2 separate regions of the Mus musculus genome follow, and region 2 is linked to region 1. A link is a loop called in an ENCODE intact Hi-C map of the cell type or tissue named here. Cell type or tissue: left cerebral cortex. All regions are shown on one strand.

Evidence for each region. A loop is a pair of places that touch in the nucleus more often than their neighbours do. Peaks named below come from ENCODE experiments on the same cell type or tissue, not always from the same donor. Only the 100,000 strongest peaks of a DNase experiment are listed, where the experiment ranks them.
Region 2: it touches region 1 in a loop (10-fold over the local background); 2 of 42 quality-filtered maps call a loop at or near these places.

The regions. Positions count from the first base shown.
Region 1 is chr8:126,158,502-126,166,501 of GRCm38, reverse strand. All of the region lies in intron 2 of Slc35f3 (solute carrier family 35, member F3), which reads right to left. Among named protein-coding and RNA genes, the nearest start is that of Slc35f3, 23 kb to the right of the region's middle. In left cerebral cortex, no CTCF peak of the experiment used is centred here; DNase peaks (open chromatin) are centred at 2,374 and 3,315; H3K27ac peaks cover 1,695 bases.
Region 2 is chr8:125,954,722-125,962,721 of GRCm38, reverse strand. It overlaps Gm31069 (a long non-coding RNA gene), which reads right to left and starts at 5,771. Exons shown (of 2, transcript XR_388208.3): 1 at 5,667-5,771; 2 at 4,744-4,973. Gm42056 (a long non-coding RNA gene) reads right to left here and starts at 2,284. Exons shown (of 2, transcript XR_879364.1): 1 at 1-2,284. In left cerebral cortex, a CTCF peak has its summit at 6,867 (motif pointing left); DNase peaks (open chromatin) are centred at 3,214, 4,124, 4,803, 6,849 and 1 more place; H3K4me3 peaks cover 572 bases; H3K27ac peaks cover 1,168 bases.

The DNA of each region.
Region 1 (8,000 bases):
TCCCTTCCCTGACGTTCTCTACAGCGCAGAGGGATTTGAGTGTGTGGACAGCAGTCCTCGCCATCAAGGGGTGACACACCACTTAAGACACGGAGTCATTCTTGGTGGTGTCAGTAATGTGCTATAAGAGAAAGAGATGAGGCTTCTGCTCCAAGTCCCCTGTCAGCTTTGCAGATGGTCTTTTTGCTTGTATGCCTGTTGTATGTGTGTGTGCTTCCTTACCCCTAATAAAAGTCTTGCTTCAGCTGAAAGAGAGAGAGAGAGAGAGAGAGAGAGAGAGAGACAAAGACACCACACACACACACACACACACACACACACACACACACACACACACAAAGAGAAACAGACAGACAGGCAGAGTCAGGCAGGCAGGCTCTGGCCAGAGGGAGACTCTTAGTAGACATTCACCTCAGTACTCAGGCAAGGCTCCGAGTCTGAGCATCTTGTACCATATCCCCATCAGCATAGGAGAGATTTCAGCCAGGCACAAAATCTACTGTGGCTCTCCCAAAATGCTAAGCCATTATGCTGCCACATAAGTCACAGCTGCTTTGCTATGAGCCCTGTGCAAGGAGCAGGGATTAATTTATCAGTGCTGTGCCCAGAGGCAATGTTCCTTTTATGGTCCTGTTTGGCACAAGGCTCAGATATGAGAATGATGCTCTAGAGAGGGTAGGACACATTTTAAAACCACACTGTTTGTGTTCTGAGGTGGCGGACCCTCGTGCTCACAGACCAACGCCATCAGTCTCATCGGTAGCAATTGAGATCGGTGTCATGAAGGCAGTCATGACTTGGGTGGTAGAAAATACACAGGGAAATGCACAGGGCAAGATGCCAAGACACCAGTTCTGAGCTTCTGTAGAAGATCCACCATGATCTCTCTGCACGGGAGCCCCTCACCATGGTTTCATCAGAATGAATGTTGCAGCCTAGCAGATGAGCTCAAGACACAGGAAGTCTGTACACAGATGTTCACAGACACTAATGTTCATCACGGTATTACTTAAAGGAGTTGATCTACAGATAAATGCACTACGTTTCCTGTTTATCTTTCCTTAGAAGGCCTAAATGACAATCTGAGGTTCAATTCCACTGCAATTCACCTTGGGGAATGAGTGAGTTTATTTGGCTTTTTGAGAGAGAGAGAGAGAGAGAGAGAGAGAGAGAGAGGGAGAGAGAGAGAGAGAGAAGGAGCTCTGACTGGAGGATAGTTGGCCTTAAAGCCTTTGCCTTGGAAGGTCTACACCCAGCACAAATGATGGCTCCCCCTTGGCCACATAGATGGAGCCCCCCCCCCCCCCACCATTAACCTTCTCTGCCTATGTGGTTTAGCACCTTCCTTAGGTCCCTGAGGCCACTTGTAGCTGGACTCTCAAGGGAGGGTCCAGTAACCCTCCACATTACTTCTTCTTTGCGAGAGCATCGACAGTCACCAAGTCCCACCATGGCGGATGCTTACAAGCTGGTAGAGGGATGCTGTTTTGCTCACTGGACTATGTTCTGTAACTCAGCGATATAATCCCACAATGCACAGCAAGATGGAGAAACTGTCACACAGTTCTGTCACACAGAGACGGGACAGGGCAATCTGATGTGGGATGTGTTGGGGCAGGGCTTTGTAGCATCTTCAGAGGCACCTTTGACAGAGTTCCCTGAGAGTCTGTTAGGATGAGGACTGATGTGTGGTAGGTCTCAGTGAGAGATACAGTCTTCCCAGCGACGTCCAGGATGCTGGATCTCAGAATGATGTGGATATGGGGAAACTCTAGTGTAAAGGGCTCGAGAACAAAGTCCATCAGTATGGCAGCCGCCCACCATCCAGCCCAGTGTGGAGTCTGGCAAATGGAAGGAAAGGGTTTGAGGAGCCGAGCGCTCTTTCCCTCACGTTCTCACACTCGTGCAAGCATTTGAGGGGTCCCTGTGGGCAGCCTTCGTTTTCTCTCTGCAGCCTCACCCAGAGCTGAGGCGGCATCAGACACCTTGAAGGCAGCCTCTGGAGGTCTAGGCAGCATCTTCACTTCAGAAGCAGCACTGGGGAGCCGATGGTTTTCAGAAAGCTAAATTTTGAATCCCCTGTCAGACCCAGCACCACTGTGGACCAGCAGGCTCACTCACCTCCTTAAGCTTTACCGGGCTCAGCGCACACATCTACCTGGTTGGTGACAGAGAGACTTGGTGGTCTCTCTAGTCAAGGGATCCTTGCTTGGAAACAGAAGGTGATGCTTAGAATGCGCGGCACAGCCTGCCTCAGAGGCACATCATTTGCCACTTCTCCTGAGGGACACTGAGTGAGGCTCTTCACTGGTCTGGCTTTGTTACTTTTCTTACTGCTGTGACAGAATACATGACAGGAAGCTACTTAAAAGAGGAAGGATTTATTTCGGGTTCAGAGTTTGAGGGTGGAATTCATTATGGTCTGGAAGGTAGAGTTGTGTGACCACGTTCTCCTAATTGGAACACTCCCTTCAGCAGGGGAGAGGAAGCTCGGGACTCTCCAAGGGCTTGGGGACTTGAGGAAGTTACAAGTCCCCAGGTCTGCTCCCTGGGGTTGCAGAGGAAGTGATGGTGTTAGGTGGCGGAGACTCTCTAGATGTTTAAGCTGTTTAGTGCTGTGCACTGGGGGTGGGGGTGGGGGATAGGTCCAGGGATGCAGCTTTCCTGAGGCATCATGATGGGGCAGGCCTTCAGGGATGCAATTGACATCCAAGCCCCCATCACTGACTCCTGCAGCCATGACTTAGTAACTTGCCACTTGGTGGACCTCACTGGTCCACCAAGCTACACTTGATGGAATTGTCTCATTGGCCTGTTCTTGGTGCCCTATCTGGGGTAAGTAGATAATTTCCCACACGATGACAGTGGAGTCACTCATGACTGTGTGTGCAGAAATATGTGGTAGCAGAAATATGTGGTTACTGATTCATAAGCTAGTGGGTCAGGATTCAAAGTGGGAAAGGAAGCAGGCCTGGGCTACATACAAGCTTCAAGGCCCAGCCTTTAGAGAACTACTTCCTCCATCTAGGCCCTGCCTCCCAAAGGCTCCACAGCCTCCACCAACAGTGCCATTAGCTGGAGGTCATAGGTTCAAACCCAAGTCACTGACCTCCGAATCAATCTGGCCTCCCTGAGGGAACAGCCTTTCTGAGTCCTCAGTGGTGGGGTTTGTAAAGGGGGAAGTAAGGAAGATCTAATCTAGCACGAAAGGCTGAAAGCCAGCATCTCTGCACAGCAAACACGGTGGGATGAAAAGAGCTCCTCTGCCAGCTCTGGCAGAGCAGAGAGCCATCTGCCAGCGAGCTTCAGAGGATGTCTGCCCAGCGGGACACGGGAACAGATGATTGGTGAGGTCTTTTCCAAGTGTGAACTCTTGAAAGCAACACGGGAGTTAGCTGCGGCATGGGTGGGGTGGGTGTGATGGAAACGCAGACAACAGAGACAGCAATCTAATTGCCTCACCTGAGGGCCACAGGGAGCTGTCTCCTTCTGTCATCTCCTGGCAAGGTGGTGGAGCAGCGACTCATTTGCTCCTTCGGGAGGCAGACACAGTGCAGCTGTTCATTTATGAAGGGAAGAGGGCTGAGGGCACTGGGACAAGGAGGCTGTGTGGGCCACGTGTGAATTGCATACAGACAAAACTGCAGCCCTGTCTGGAAGGGTGTCAGCACTGAGGGTCACAGCTACAACCTGGAACTGGATGAGTCTGTTCAGTCATCAGCCCCAGAGATGACTCTTCAGGAGGAAGAATATGGAAACACACAGAGGAGACAGACTGGATTCTGTCCCCAGTAAGACGCTACTCAGAAAATGGGACACAGCACACAGCAGGACGGGAACATCAATCCAGGTCTCAGCTGACCAGTAAACTCAGAAGATTCAGGGCAGAGTAGGTCATTACTTTTAAAATTCCCTGATGACTCCCAGATAATATCCAGAGTTGAGAAAGAACAAGGAACTAGTCTCAGCTATGCCAACAACTAAGCAGTCATGTGTGTGTGTGTGTGTGTGTGTGTGTGTGTGTGTGTGTGTGTGTGTATGAGAGAGACAGAGACAGAGACAGAGAGAGAAAGAGTCTGTGTGTTTGGCTGTGAGTGTGTGTGTGTGTGTGTGTGTGTGTGTATGAGAGAGACAGAGACAGAGAGAGAAAGAGTCTGTGTGTTTGGCTGTGAGTGTGTGTGTGTGTGTGCATGTGTGAGTGTGTGTGTATGAGTATGTGTTTAGCTGTGAGTGTGTGTGTATGAGTATGTGTTTGGCTGTGAGTGTGTGTGCATGTGTGAGTGTGTGTGCATGCGTGAGTGTGTGTTTGACTATGTGTGTGTGTATGTGTGAATGTGTGCATGTATGAGTATGTATGTGCATGTATGTGTTTGACTGTGTGTGTGCTTGTATGTGTGTGTGTTTGGCTGTGTATGTGGGTGTGTGCATGTGTGAGTATGTGGATGTATGTGTATGCATGCATTTAGAGTGTGTATTTGGCTGTGAGAGTGTGTGTGAGTGTGTGTGTGTATGCATATGTGAGTGTGTGTTTGGCTGTGAGAGTGCATGTGTGCATGCATTTGAGAGTGTGTTTGACTGTGCATGCATGTGTGTAAATGCATGTGTGTATGAGAATATGCGTGTGTGTATGTATGTGTGAGTGTGTGTTTGACTGTGTGAGTGTGTGAGTGTGTGTGTGTGTGTGTGTGTGTGTGTGTGTATGTGTGCATGTAGAGGCCAAAGATCAACTTCAGGTGCCACTCCTCAGGCATGAGCCACCTTGTTTTGGTGGCACGGTCTTTAGCTATCTTTGGGATCACTCAGTAGGGCAGGCTTGCTGGTTACTGATCCCCAGGATCCTTGTTCTGTCTCTGCCTCCCTAGTGCTGTGATTACACATGGTTGCCACCATGCTGCCTTTCTCCTGTGGGCTCTGGCACTCAAACTTGGGTCTTCCTGCTTGGAGGGTGTACTGGCTGGTTTTGGGTGTCAACTTGACACAGCTGGAGTTATCACAGAGAAAGGAGCTTCAGTTGAGGAAATGCTTCCACGAGATCCAGCTGTAAGGCATTTCCTCAATTAGTGATCAAGGGGGAAAGGCCCCTTGTGGGTGGGACCATCTCTGGGCTGGTAATCTTGGGTTCTATAAGAGAGCAGGCTGAGCAAGCCAGGGGAAGCGAGCCAGTAAGGAACATCCCTCCATGACTTCTGCATCAGCTCCTGCTTTCTGACCGGCTTGAGTTCCTGTCCTGACTTCCTTTGGTGATGAACAGCAGTATGGAAGTGTAAGCTGAATAAACCCTTTCCTCCCCAACTTGCTTCTTAGTCATGATGTTTGTGCAGAAATAGAAACCCTGACTAAGACAGAGGGCAAGCACTTTAGTGACCAAGCCATCACCCTAGCTAAGCAATCTTGGTCAGGTCCCTCAATCTCCTGGGAAACAAAGTGACTCCATGTGATACCCGTACGGTGCCAAGGCTACCCCCATCCTCCACAACTGTTCTATAGTTCCTGAAGCTTCGAAACTTGTTCTCACTTCTTTCTGCCCATTCAGTCGGTAACTCTGACTGATGTCCGCATTGCTGAACGTGGATGCAAACACAGAATCCCATCAGCGTCTTGGTGTGACCTGTTATTTAAAACTGTAACATTTCTCCTCTCCCTCTTGAATGCTGTGGGCTGCCAACCCTCCCCACTCCTTCATCCCCTGGGCTTGGAGGAAATGAAAAGGCCATTGGGAGAGATTTCCATTTTGCATACTTATTACTCCCCTCCCCCATTTCTGTAGCAGCTGTGGCTCAGGGTAAAAAGTCATTAAGTATTTTGAACTATCTGGCTGTCAAAGTATTCGTTTCTGGAACTTCAGATAAGACTAAGCTACCGCCTTTAAAAAAGGAAAAAAGAGAGATACCAGAGTCAATGATAAGTGGCTTCAATGTGCAATGACCAGGCACAGCTCAGTATCTGTGGGTAAGCTAAGTGACTAGAATATAAGAGTGTGCCATCAAGTTAGACACATATGCAAACGCCATGGAAATGTGTCTTTTGTCTCCGGATAGACCCTGGAGACAACAGGCGCATGGAATGGAAAGTCAGCCCTTCTCCCCAACAGGGAGAGCTTTTTCATATTTCTTCCTTTCATGATCCTTTCCACAGTTCAAAAGGCAAATCATAATAATAGTATAAATAGTAGTTTGAAATGTTTTTGTAATTTTGACCATGGAAAAGAGGGTAAGTTTGGAGGCAGCAGTTTGTTTAGTACTCAAAGGTCACGCACAGCTTCAGCAAGGTCAGAGGAACTCGGTCCTGCTTTCCTTATTTCGTCCTCTGTGACTTAGAATAAGCCTTGAACTTTTCCTACAGCCTAAGAGAGCTGTAGGAAAAGATACTCTCTCAAACACACACACATGTGCACACATACATGCACACTCACAAACACATGCTCACATGCACCACAGCAAGTATGTGATCACACACACACATACACACACACACACCTGGACATCATCCAGGTCATGTGATGTAGCCAGTGAGTGCTATGTGGCAAAGGATAGTTTAGCCACATTTTATATTATCTTAAGATATCACTAGTTATTATTGGTTTGTGTATGTCAGAGGAAGGGAGAGAGAAAAGGATATCTGTGGCTGTTGAATGTGATCACATACTTGCTGGTGCATGTGTACATGTGTGTGTGTGTGTGTGTGTGTGTGTGAATGTATGTGTGTGAGTATGAGCACATACTTGCTATGGTACATGTGTGTTTGAGTGTGATCACATACTTGCTATGGACATGTGTGCATGTGTTTGTGAGTGTGCATGTATGTGTGTACATGTGTGTGTGAGAGAGAGTATGATCTCATACTTGCTATGGTGTGTGCGCGCATGTGTGTGTGTGAGTATGTATCATGTGTGTGTGAGTGTGAGCACATACTTGCTATGGTACATGCGTGCATGTGTGCATGCACATGTGTGTGTGTGTGAGAGTATGATCTCAAACTTGCTATGGTGCATGTGTGCACGTATGTGTGAGTGTGAGCACACACTTGCTATGGTGCATGTGTGGAGTTCAAAGGACAACTTTTGGTAGTTGGTTCTCTCCTTCAACTTCAGAGTCCAGGGTCCAAGTCAAGTTTCTCAGGCTACTACAACCAATGCTCTTACTCACCAACCCATCTCCCTGGACCTTGATAATACATAATTGTAAAAACTACATTCTGTGTTAGTCAATCCCTGTGACGGATGCCCGACGGGAGCAACTTAAGGAAGAAAGCATCTACCTTGGCTCACAGTCTGGGAGGGTACATTCAATAGTGAAGGGGCTCACAGCCATGGAAACATGTGCTGGGGACTCCTCATATCTTACTAAAACAGGAAGCAGACTGTACATGCCAGAAGTGGGGTTGGGCTATCTCCCTCTAAGGCCTGCTCCCAGCTACCTCTCTGTTAGCTCTATCTTCTACTCTACAAGTTCACAACCCCCAAAAGCACATCTACCAGCTGGAGACCCTGTGTTCAAAGCATGAGCCCGTGAAGTAATTACAGAGTTAAACTATAATACTTTCTCATGACCGTCAGACCATCACAGCACAGGAGCATACTCTTCCTGGACACTCCTCTCTCTTTATCAAGTTTCTTCAGGTCTTGACGTTGGAATGGACATCAAGTATCACTTAGATGAACCTAAGGGAGTGGATTCCACAAACACCCTTGTAAAACTTGGTAGTGGCTGATGGTGGGCAGTAGGTGTTTCCTGCTCCCCCTCCTCTGGCCTAAGTGACCAGGCACTTGGAGGGGTTGAATCTTCCTCCTTTCTCCTCCCCCATTCCCTTCCCTGTCACCAATATCCCATGCTGTTCTCAAACCTATTATGTATCCAGGATGACCTGAAACTAATCCTGTCACCAGCGCTTCCTCAGTACTGGGATCACAGCCTGTTTGTGGTGCTGGAGACTGAACCCAGGGCTGCCTGCATACCAGGCAAGAATTCTACTAAGGGAGCCACATCCCCAGCCCTGGGGAG
Region 2 (8,000 bases), 200 kb after region 1:
ATGAGATATGGTACAGCTTCCTGTACCATAGACAAGAGCTGGCGCCAAGGTCATCCATTCAGGAGCGATCTGTTCCTTGAGCCTCAGACCAAATAAATCCTTTGTCTCTCAAGTTTCCTGGGGATATGAGTTTAATCCCCATATCCTATAAAGATGGAAGGGGAGAACGAACTCCCTCAAGTTGCCCTCTACCCTGCACTTGCGTCGAGCTATGACATATGCCTGTCTATCTCACCACACATCAACTTATTATCAGTAATAATAAAAAGAACAGTAACTAATACACATACACATTTAATAAGATGCCATTTTTAATTGGGAAAGATACTACTAGCAGATCTACTAATAGTTTCAGTATGGCCCCTGCTCACACCTGGGTCCTGTCTTGTTTGGAGATAAAGGACATTTCATTGCTCATTTTGTATTTATACAACCTAAAGAAAATAATTGTCTAAATAAATAAAGGGTCCACAGGTAGAGATATAGAGCAGACAGGATCTCCCTGTTTGCTAGCTGATGACAGGAACTTAGAGAGTGGGCAGGGAGCACCATGAGCAGGCAGTGATGCTGGGCAGCCTCCTGCCTCAGGTTCACATGGAAATCCCATCCACAGTCAAGTATAGGCCATCGCTCTCCTGTGGCACGCAGTAAACTTTTGTACAATGTGAAGATGGTAATTCTGGACCTCTGCCAACTTGCAATGCTGGTAAAAGATTTAATTTAAGGAGCTTAGCTAATTACATCATTAGCCAGTGTGCGAAAACTCTTAATGAGACAAATATTTTGGACCAGGGAATTCAATAGCACTTCACGAGGCTTTTAATTAGAATGGAACTAGGGGACGTGTCTTTGTTTGTAGCTTCCTCCGTGTTAACACAACAGAACATGTTGGTGGGGGACAGCCAGTGTCATTCTGTTCCATAGAGAAGCTTTGGGAGCCACGTGAATAGTTTATTGCAGTGCTTGCTCTTTGAATAACCAACAGGTGCTTGGCCCATGGCAAACCTCGTCAGTCTGAAATGTAAGAGAGTTATCCATGGTCCAGTAAAAGAGAGAGATGTCCATTACTGGAGAAAATCCAGCAAATGGGCTTCCCTAGTAAACATTGCACTAGGAAAATACCGTGTGTGTGTGTACCTGTACATGCACGTACGCATAGAGTTTGTGTGTGTGTGTATATGTATGTGTACCTGAACATACATGCATGAGTATGTACGTACTTGCACATGCATGCTTGTGTGTGCATGTGTGTGTGTGCACGGGCAGGTCAGAGGTTAGTATCTGTAGTGCTTAGTTTTAAATGCCAACTTGCCATAATCTAGAATCACCTGGTAAAGAATTATGACGATGAGTTTGGTCTGTGAGTGTGTTTGTGGGAGATTTTATGGATGGCTCAATGACACCATGGGAGGCACCACTCCCTAGGCTGGGCCCTGAGCCACCCAAGAGTGCAGAAAACTGAGTGACCAAGCAGATAGCATGGGTACATTTGCATCTTTCTGCTCTTGACTGTGGATGTGATGTGAATGGCTGCTTACATTCCCATGCTAACTTCTTAGTAATAATAATGGACTGTGACGTGGAGGTGTGACTGAAGTATGCCCCCGTCTCCCTTAGGTTGCCTTGGGTCAGTATATTTTACACAGAACAGGAGTGGAGCCAGAAGAACATTAAACGTCTTCCTCTATCACTCTCCTCTTTATTTTGACTAGCGTTGCTCACTGAACCTGCAGCTCTCTGATTTGCCCGAATCAAATGAAAGATAAAGGCAGTGTTTGTGAGAGGCAGACAAAGCCGTGCTTTGAGGGAAATTTATAGCTCAAAATTCTAGCAGTAAAAACAGGGCTTGGAGAGGTGGCTAAGTCTGCCTTGCAAACATAGGAGATGAGTCCTCATTTTTTAAAAAGAAAAAAGTTGCAACTAAATAGATGGATCAACAGTTAAGTGCTTTTTGGGAGGTGGGGGAACTGGATTCAGTTCCTGTCAACTGCATGGTTGCTCACAGCCTCGAATAATTCCAGTACCAATGAATCTGACAACCTTTCTCCACAGGCATGTGCCAAACACACATACATACAGACAAACATCCATACACATAAAATAAATATTAAAATAATCTTTTTAATCCAACTGTGGTAACATGTGGTCTCACCCAGCACTGAGAGGAGGATTCAGGTGGACCCCAGCGTTTGCGCAGCCTTCCTAGGCTACAGGAAGGCAATAGAAGTCACATTCCACACTCAGCAGCTACTACACACTGCCTCACACCTTCACCAACAGAGCCACTTACCTTGTTGCTGCAACCAGAAACAATTGAAGGGAGAGAGAAGTCCATCCTGGCGTACATCTGGGTGGAATTCACAGCGGGGGGAGCCTGAAGCAGCCAGTCGCATTGCTTCAGCATTCAGGAACCAGAGAGAGGAACCGGAAGTAGGACCTGACTGTCAAGCCTCAAAGCCTGCCTCCCATGATCCACTTCCTCCAGCAAGCCCCACCTCCTGAAGGTTCCAAGGTCTTCCATCACCATGCTTTGATGGAGTGTGCTCAAACGCAGGTGCCTGAGGAAAGAGCATGTTTCCCTTCCAGCCCACAGCATATTCTCTCTCTAAAGAGCGTTTATCCTCTCTGTTAAAGTTGTTACTCTTCCCGGCCCATCTTCACGATTGTATTTTCTTGTATTTTACTACACTAAAGAGCTGTTCCGTTTTAAAATTCTTTCATTTTGTCTTCTGTGTAAAGAACCAGAAGCTTCCATCCTGGATAAACCAGCAGTGCCTCTTTCCCCACGCTGATTTATTAGAACTCCAGGTTCTGCAGATAAGCTACAAGAGGCTGCTGTGCTCTTCCTGGAACCTCACTGTGTTAAGGTTAAGATCAGGGTCCACGGTCTCTGTCAGGAAGCCTTGCTGCCTGGCCAGAGACAGCTGCAACTCTGCCAAGCTATCCCAAACTGCTTTTCCATCTAGATTCATGCTGGGGACTGACTGAGGAAAAGCTGTGGGATCCATCCTTGGGAAGTGCACGGCCATCTGCTGCTCATGTGTTCCAGGGAAGAGAATGAGCTGCCTGCCTCGGGTGTGAGAATCTGGCACCACATGGTTATCTAGAGATGACCACCTGGTCCTCCCAGGAAAAGACCTTGCTTGTTGAGAGCAGATGCAATGACTTATCCTTGTCTCCCCTCACTGTGGCCACCTTGACAGGCACACTGTAAAGGATTCACAGGAAACAGAAGGGCAGAAAGAAACATCCCACGTCTACAGATGCTCATGAGTCACTGGGAAACCCTGTGGGAGAACCAACTGGTACCGTCATGGAAGTGTATGCTTGGAGTAAATGCTGTGTCCTCTGGTTGACAGCTCTGACAGCTCTGGCCCAGAACTGCCAAACCAGATGGTTGCTGCTACTGCTTTTTTTTTTTTTTTTTTTTTTTTAAGCTGGTGCAGGCGTGGTGACACATACCTGTAATCGCAGCACTGGAGAGAAACAGGCAAGAGGGGCTTGAATTTGAGATTAGACCTTGCCGAAAAGAAGGAGGAGGAGGAGGAGGAAAAGGGAGAAGGAGGAGGAGAAGGAGAAGAGGAAGAGAAAGCAAGAAAGAAGAGGAAGAAAGAAGGAGGGGAAGAAGAGAGAGAGAGAAAGGAAGGAAGGAAGAAAGAAAGAAAGAAAGAAGAAAGAAAGAAAGGAAGGAAGGAGGTGGAAGAGAAGAAGAGGAAGAAGAAGAGAAAGCAAGAAATAAGGAAGAGGAAGAAAGGAGGAGGAGGAGAGGAAGAGGAAGAATAAGAGGAAGAAGAGGAGGAGGAGGAAGAGAAGGAGGAGGAGAAGTCGAAGAAGAGGAGGAGGAGGAGAAAGAGGAGAAAAAGGCGAAAGCACAAAAGCATTGTGGACCCAAGACATCACAGATTCATAAAATTGTATGTGTGCCTGTGGCATGTGAAGCTGAGGAACAGCAGAGTGGGTGATGGGCAGAGGTGGTGTGGGGGGCAATGGGGTACAGTGATTATGCTCAAAATGTACTACACACTCATGAAATGGCCTTGAGTAGCCCTGTATAATGAAAGGGGAAATGGAAAAAAATATTTCTAAAGAAACATATGGCATAGACTAAGAAACAGGAAATTGTTGGGATCTAGACTCAAGCAAGCCAACAGGGGAAGGCGGCATTTCTGAGAGTGTTAAGCTCTGCCCCTGTGTGTGCTTGATACTAAAGAATTATTACTTTATGTGTGTTAAGAACATGGAAGCTAGAGAGGCGGTTCAGTCACTAAAAACGAACACTTCCCAGCCTTCCGTTCCTGGCACCCACACTGGTGGGCTTGCAGCTGCCTGTAACCCCAGCTCTAGGGGATCTGATGCTCTCTCTCTCTCTCTCTCTCTCTCTCTCTCTCTCTCTCTCTCTCTCATAATTGGAAACAAAAATAAATCTAAAAACTCTAAAGAATGGGGATATTTTGTTGGGGATATTTTGTTACATTTGCAAAGGAAAAAGAGCGGCTCCTTCTCTGTTCACCCCCTCCCCCTGAGGTGTTCACAGAGCTCATGAGTGCTCTGCAAACAGGCCAGCCCCATGCAGTTCTCAGAAGGGGTCTAGCACCTGCTCAAGGGCCCCATTCACAGAATGTCTGTCTTGAAACTCTCCCCCCTCACCTTGAGTTCTCTAATCCTCTTCAAAGGCCCCTCTGGTATCAGAGTTGAAGCATGATCCTAGTTTCTGAAATAACCTTTTCAATAACCAGATAAGGATGCTTTTGTAACCTCATTTAATGAACATTTAAGGAAAGGAATGAGGTGCGCAAACCACTGCATCATCTTCGTTTCACACTCTCCTTTCAGCCTGAATAACTAAGTCTTGCTTATTGCTCATCCAGCGCAGTCAGCTGACGTCATTTCCATGTTCAACTGTTGGTCCTCACAAGCCAACCAGAGGTGACTGGAACAAATTCTTCCTTTCCTGTGTGGAATGCCAGTTATGGCTGCGGGAAGGAACAGAAGGACGCTAAGCAATTTTGAGTAGAAAATGCCTCTCAGGGCAGTCACCACTTAAATTTTCCCCTAATAAAGTCTGCTGTGACTGTCAGAAAAATTTTATTACACCATCATTAAAGAGCCAGGGCAGCTGGACTTTTCCTTCAGGGCCTAAAAATATTGGTAATTTTTTTTTTTTTGCAAGTCAGACCACAGCGTGAGAGCTCATCAGAGAGCCATTAGAGCTGCACGGGCTCACTTAGTCAGACCGCTCGTCCTGTGGATCTCAGCAGGGCAGAAAATAGGACTTGGCACCTTTGACAACAAGAACACATTGATCCACTCGTTTGAGTCCCAGGCTCTGAATCGATATGGGCTTCAGAGGCTCTCTGAAATTTATGCCCATTTCCTTTTTTCTCCTTCTGCTTAACCCAAGCCTTAGTACGACCTAGAAAAAAAAAAGTAGGTTTGATTTGAGTTCCTATGACATCATTAAAGACACTCTGGACCATGTGTCCAGAGTCCAACCACGATGTCCTAGGATGTCCTGAGTCTCTGATAACAAAATATTCTTTGTTTACTCATCATGGTGAGAGACAGGACCAACAGACAGAGTATATACTAAATTTATTAGATTGGCTTACGGGATACAGGGAGGACAATCTAACTGTAACTGACAACCGGGAGGCGAGCCGACTTACCAGTCACAATCTTACTGAAGGCCTGGAGGATTCCCAGAGAGCTGCTAGCCTTCAGTCCTGCTGGAAAGCTGAAGAGGCTGGGCTCCCGTGGCAGTGGGGGATGCCAACAGCTCGCACAAGCAAGAGGCAAAGGAGGGCAGGGGTAAAAGAGGCTCTCTGCATTCTTGCCGGGAACCCTCTGCCCAGCATCCCTGGTCGAATCACCAGGAGCTCCCTGGGGTCATTTTCTCAGGCAGCGGTGAAGAATTTTACAGTGTGTCCATAGACACCAAGCAGGGACAGGGAATATCTTGCTTGCCTCACAGAAACTCCAGATTTCCCAACATGTCACCTGGATTTAAAAATCTGAAAACAGTTAAGCAGGTGTCACTGGGTGGGGGACAACTCGAGTTACTGTGATTTTCCCAGAAGCACATGCGGCCTGGTCAGGGCAGGTGTTAGGGTGTGCTCTCCAAGGGTATTCTTACACACATGTGTGCACACCTCAAACAGTGGATGTGTGCTTTCCTGCCAGGACTCATTCTCCTTGTTCTTTGAAGGTGCTTATGTATATCATTGAGGAAGAATTTTGGAGAATATATAGAAATCTGGAAATTGACCATTGATTCAATATGGCAACCAACCCAAGAGGGAGCTGGGTTGTGTCTTTGGTAAAGCCCAATGAATGGCATAAATAAGACGTTCCGCCCCAGGGATGGGGGAGGTGGTTTAACTAGTAAAGCGGTTCTCTCACAAGCCTGGGAACCTGGATATGGTTACCCAGAACCCATGGGGGAAAAGCTGTAAGAACAATAATTGGTGGAAAGAAAGAAAGAAATGACCTGTTGTCACCAAACAGCCCTCAAAGCAAGGTCAACTCATGCCCTGTCATCCCAGTTGTCCCCACAAAAGCAAGCTCACAAGTGAGATGCCACCATTGTCACCAGCTCAGCTCAATCTAGATAGAAATAGAAACCATCATCTATCTTTGCCTAGTAGACCCCACAGATCTACAAAATACCCCCAAATAGTGCCTTCAGATCGCACTGAGCCACAGCCAGTGACCATCTGAGTCCCTGAATCGATGAGTTTTTGTTCATCTTTTCTATGTCGCCGCTTTGTACTTGGTTATTAGGACCCTGTCTCTAAAGGACACACAGCAAATTAAGCCTCTAAGCCTCAAACTGAAGTCTGGGGTTGGTAGAGTATCCAGGTTTAGAGCGCCCCCGTGTGGTGTCTCTGGAGAAATACCAAGTCTGACCACCATGGTTTTTTATGTCTGTCTCCCTGCTTTGCTCCCGTGTTCCTGGTTTGCTCTGGTTCCTTTTCCTTTCACTGTGCCCAATGTCAGTGGGCAGCGATAATCCCAAAGAGCCCCCGTAAAGGTCTCACTGCGCTGGCTGCGAAATACAGCCCGCCATTCACACGGACAGTTTTCAGTAGAGACCACATTTGGTCTTTCTGGTTGTTCTCGCCCAAGAAATGAAATGCCCTCTTAGCACAACACAGAACAGCCACCAGGATCTGTGGGATCTCACCCCACAGTATTGGTGTGTGTGTGGGGGGGGACATTGTGGTGTGCCAGGGTCTGCTGGGCTCTGCTAAGCGGCAGATTGAGGTACCAACATGCATAGGGTTTGAACTCGTAAACCACGTGGCGCTGTTAATATGGGCACAATGCAGAGTCACCTGCCGGGGCTTGGGTAACCTACAAGAGGCAGAATCTCCAAAGAAACCCGACCCACTCTCCCCCAAAAGCCACCAGTTGCCAACAGCTCTTCACAGGGGTAGGGTTTTATGAAGCACACTGGGGTTTCGACTGGCTTGATGTTGTGTAAGTCTTGCACGTGCAGTCCCGGCTGTGAACTCGGGTGCACAACAATCCTATCAGGTCCAAAAGATACTGTTTCACATAGTCGCCCGACACCTCCGACTCTCACAGTCTTCCCTCTCCCCTCTCCCACAAGGATCTGAGAGCATTTGGTGGTAGGTATGCGATACAGACACGCCCACTCAGGGCTGAGCACTCTTAATTTTTTGCACCTTAGCTAGTTGTATCTACATCAATTGCCATCTTGGTTGGGTTTTTAAACCTTATCTGCTTGGGAAATTCCAAACTATATGAATATTCTAATTGGAAGAATTAGACAAGACATGGCTATTGTGAGCACCTCAAACAACAGGGAATGTTCTGAATATGGTGATGTTGGCATGTCCTTCCATGTCAGATGTAGACAGACTCTGGCCTTTTCCTTTACTTTTTCTTATTTATTTTATTTTATTTTATTTTATTTATTTTTACCACCTGTATGATATTCCATGGGATATATATATATTACCAAGTATATAGTGTTC